Linked DNA regions of Mus musculus: region 2 is linked to region 1. Evidence: chromatin loops called from intact Hi-C (ENCODE). Cell type or tissue: heart. All regions are shown on one strand.

Region 1 (2,500 bases):
CATCTCCCGCATGGAATCTTACAGTTAACTCGGCCTTGCAAGGAAACCCCGCTAGGAAGAATTTCCCACAGTTCCTCATCGCCGTTCCTAAGGTAAGACAGTGCTTAAAGAATAAACCCTGACATCGCTGCTGTTGCCAAGAGGCACTTGCTGACAGGAACCTGGTGTGGCTGCTCCCTGGGAAGCTCTGCCAGCACCTGAACAATGCAGATGTGGGTGCTTGGTTCCAACCATCAGACTGAGCTCGGAGACCCCGGTGGGGGAGCTGGCAGAAGGACCGAGGGAGCAGAGGGGATGCAACCCCAGAGGAAGAACAATGTCAACTGGCTGGACCACCCAGTGCTTCCAGGGACTAGACCATCATCCAAGGAGTGTACAGGGAGGGATCCATGGCTCCAGTTACATATGTAGCAGAGGATGGCCTTGTCTGACATCAATGGGAGGGGAAGCCCTTGGGCCTGTGGAGGTTTGATGCCCCAGCTTAGAGGAATGCTGGAGAAGTGGGGCAAGAATCGGTGGGTGGGTAGGGAGCACCCTCATAGAGGCAAAGGGGAGGGGGGAGAGGGTGGATGGGATGGGGTTGCGGTGGAGGGGTAACCAGGAAGGGAGGTATTATTGGAGATGTAAACGAATGGAATGATTAATTTAAAACTTAATTAAAAAAAAGAATATTTACTTCAGAAAAGCATTCCTCACCGCAAACTGTAATACATAACCTCTTTCACGTATACGTAGAAAAACATGTCTGAGAATCATTAATCTTAGGAAGTTTCTGCATCTATCACAGTTCACAAACTTTTAAAAGATAGATTTAAGCTTTTAAATTGTGTGTATGCGTGTCTGTATGTGGGTACGGGGCTATGTGTGTGTGCAGTATCTATGACGTCCAGATGAGCATCAGTTTCAGGTAGACACAGCAAAGTGACTCTTCAAAGCTTTGCCTTTTGTCTTTGCCATAGACATAGACACCAGGAGCCTGTGGGTGCCTGTCTAATGCACAGCAGCTCAAACGGCCCTGAAGAGGCTACCAGGGTGCGACGAGTCCAAGATTTCTAAGTGGACGTATTGATTCTACTGAGAAGGAAAAATTACCCTAACTATGCTTGTGAGAAGCAGCTGAAGAACCAAAGATACGTGCAGTGCTTTCGCAAGCAGATAGAAACAAACACAGGAAAACATTGGTAGCTGATTAACATTTAAATTTCTCAAATTCAAAATTAAATCACACATATTAAAAATGTTTATAAGGGGCTGGAGAGATAGTTCGGTGGCTAAAGGCATTTGCTGCTCTTGCAAAGGATCTAAATTTGTTTTCCAGCACCCAGATTAGGCGGCCCACAACCACCAGGAACTCCTGCTCCAGGGAGATCGGTGCCCTCTGCTGGCCTCTATGGGCATAGCACACACATAAACGTATGTACATGCAATATGCTTCATACACAGAATTAATAACTAAGAACATAAACACATCCACACACAAGTACAATATATGCATATAATTAATAACCAAAAACAAATGTGATGTTATAAATTATGATTGGAACTAAAACTCAAGATTAATGAGACACCGCCAATTATAACTGATATATTTACTTTCAGCTAGGTTATATTAATTTTTAAATGCTTGAAGAGTGTGCGCGTGTGTGTCTGTGTGTCTATGTGTCTGTGAGAATTAGTGTATACAAGGCACCCACAGTGTGACTCAGGCTTGTTTCAATAAACATAATATTATGAATATTTTCACGTGATTGAAAACATTACTCATAACTTCTTTATCTGTTGTATAATTTCTTACCATATAAATACACTCAAAAATTTATCTAACCATTGTTCTATTCTTGAAGAGTTCATTTAATTCCAAATTCTTCCCATCACCAACCTATGAAAACGAAGATATTTATATAAATGTCATCTGCTATTTACATGATTTCCTTAAGTTCCAGATTCTTAAATGTGAAATCTAAGATCGTGACAGGTAGGCCCTGAGATCTATTCTCGTAGTCAGGCCCATGAGAACTCTCCCAGATCCGTCTTCCACAGCAAGAGCCCCCTTCCCTCTTCCCCTGCAGCTTGGTTTGGTCATGTGATGGTGTCCTCGTCAATGAAAGTGAAGATCAGAGTGGAGTGTGTGGAACCTTCCAGATGAAGTCATTCCGGGAGGGAGCATGCTTTTCTTCTTGGATATTTCCTCTAGGCATGAATATGGTTTTATCTTACTAGGGCCAGGCATCTTCCCTCACAGTGGTCCTTGCCTTCAAATATCCCTGTCCCTGCTGTTACCTACAAGATGGCTATTTGGCAAAAGGGTCATAAACAGGCTTTCAAGTCTAGGCTTATGGTCAAGCTTTCATTCCTGACCCTAAGAACACTCTGGATTTCTCAAAAACACAAACAAGCATTTCATAGATGCACGCCCAGATGCCCACAAACTGTTTCTGCCAGAAAATTGGAAAATATTTGTTTGGCCTTAGCAAAATTGCTTTTTTTGTTGTGTGTGTTT
Region 2 (2,500 bases), 320 kb after region 1:
AACCGAATGCCCAGTGCTTACTCACCCTGCCAAGCCTCTGTGGCAACCATTCAAGGGGGTTGCATTTGACTGTAGAAAAACAAAAATCTGGATGATGTGGTACAGCGGGTACTACAGACTTTCTCTTTAAAAGTTACAATCTCTTCTCTTCTACTGAAAAATTGTTCTGAGTTTTGATCTGGCTTCTTTTTATTCATAGAAATATCCAAAAGAATCGACCTAATAGTTAATTACAATTATGAAGTGTCATTAATATTTCAGCTGGCTATTTCTAACCAATTATTATGATCATCTTCTAACAAGCACAATGTGATTGGCTATTCTGAAATTCAAGCTTTTTTGGGGAAAGGTTGAAAAGGAAAATGATTGTCTCATTGATTTGGAATTTGTTGAAATTTATACTCTGATAAAGAGGAACAGGTACACTTCTGTATGTATGAAAATGGTTCTGTACATGTGGTAGCAACTTCAAGAGTCTCATAGCTTGTATCACTACCCAACCGTGTCATATTATACATAATCATTTATGTATGATACCTATTATACACAACTATAAATCTACTTAATTCTCCCATGATATCTTAAATGGATCTTTAAGGAGATAAGGGGACAATTTGTCTCTTCACTGAACAAATCAGACAACTTATCATCAACTTTAATAAACTGAAATTAATCACATAAAAAAGTGCACAGTTCTTTATGGAATGGCTGTAAAGAGGTTGACTTTATGTAAATTATCCTCTCCCCGCTAAAACAAAATTACTCATCTTCTCACAACTGTAGCTTAAGAACAATAAACACTTGTCTTTGTGTCACCGATATTTTCAAAGTGATTTTCAATGATGATTTTGGCATCCGCTGCATTCTGTTATTTAATTAACCTGGTTTCAAAATAAACAAAGGCACCGTGTGTGTTTAAATCCACTCCCTCTGGATAATTCCACGGCCTTTATGATGGAGGTGCATCACCCCCTCTAGTGGATAAAGGGAAAACGGGTGAAAGCCAGGAGCTTGAAAGGCCCACTGGGTTTCCCACAGCCTTCAGGCTCTCTTAAGCGGCTGATGGGTTAATTTCCTCCCATCGCTGCTCTCACTTAGAACATATTGTCTCAGAGTGAGGACTGTGTCCCACATGTTTGTTCTATTAAGATGTAGAACAGAACTTGGATGTTAACACAGTGCAATAATGGAAATAATCCTGAACAGACTTCCTGCTTCACAGTGAAAATACTGGGAAGCAGTGTGTGGATACCAACCCCAATTGTTCCTGTGTGTGTGTGTGTGTGTGTGTGTGTGTGTGTGTGTGTCCATGCTCGTGCACCCGCACGCAAAATAGAGAGACATCACACTCCCACTTTCTATACTAGAAATTTGTAATCATTAGGTATGCTAAAATATATTTTGTTGTTGAATTAAATGAACTAGCCATTAGCTTCTAGACTTTTCATTTATATAAAGAGTTGTTTAGAGGCATTGTTTACAGTTTCCTACGAAAGAAAGATTTATTTTTAGTTAGATAACATAAAATATGTCACACACACACACACACACACACACACACACACACACACGCACACACCAACTGGGGAGCTGGCTTATTCTCTGGGAAACATTTATCAGCAAATGGTCCATTAACTTCTACTCAACTATGGAGATTTAAGGTCACTCACTGGGCATGACGGTCGGCTCTAACTTCCGATAAGTAGAATAAACAAACACCCACTCCAGTATAAACTAGTTTTACTTTCTCTCTTTGAGCTTTAAAAGCCAAGTTCTCCTTGCCAGCATCCCATGACTGTCTGTCCTTCATTATCTTGTCTACTCTACTTCTCAGTAAGGAGGTGCTGGAGTCCTCAGTGCCATATTGCTGACAAACAAGTTAAAGGATGCTGGAGATGGCTCTGGATAGCCCTTGATATCTTCACCTTCATCGGGTGAGGTTTGATTGACCCATGTAAATATATTTGAGGGACTGAGGGTGGCATGAGAACTAAGAAGGTGCACTGCTTTTGCAGAACACCTGACTTCATTCCCAGAATTATTTATGTCTGATTACATGTGTTTAACTATATTTTGAAATAAAGAAAAACAGGAGAAATCTCTCTCTCTCTCTCTCTCTCTCTCTCTCTCTCTCTCTCTCTCTCTGTGTGTGTGTGTGTGTGTGTGTGTGTGTGTGTGTGTGTGAGAGAGAGAGAGAGAGAGAGAGAGAGAGAAGATAGATAGATAGATAGATAGATAGATAGATAGATAGATAGATAGATAGATAGGTGTTGTATATATAATCCCAGTAAGGAGGCTAAAGCAGGAGAATTCTGTGACTTCAAGATGGCCTGGACATAGCAAGTATGAAGTAAGCCCAAATTACAGGATGAAATCTGTTCTTAACAACCCAACCCAACCAAAACCAACTCAACCTAATTCAACCCATTCCTATGGTGGAAATATATATATATATACACCCACACATATCCTGAGGTGTCTCATAAAATGAGGGCTTTTC

What was found. A loop is a pair of places that touch in the nucleus more often than their neighbours do. Peaks named below come from ENCODE experiments on the same cell type or tissue, not always from the same donor. Only the 100,000 strongest peaks of a DNase experiment are listed, where the experiment ranks them.
Region 2: a loop joins it to region 1, with 2.8 times the contacts of the local background. A loop is called at or near these places in 7 of 42 quality-filtered maps.

What each region holds. Positions count from the first base shown.
Region 1 is chr6:144,496,992-144,499,491 of GRCm38, forward strand. It overlaps a transcript of Sox5 not described here. Among named protein-coding and RNA genes, the nearest start is that of Sox5os3, 170 kb to the right of the region's middle. In heart, a CTCF peak has its summit at 1,383 (motif pointing left); no DNase peak of the experiment used is centred here.
Region 2 is chr6:144,814,075-144,816,574 of GRCm38, forward strand. No RefSeq gene overlaps it. Among named protein-coding and RNA genes, the nearest start is that of Gm32069, 8.1 kb to the left of the region's middle. In heart, a CTCF peak has its summit at 981; no DNase peak of the experiment used is centred here.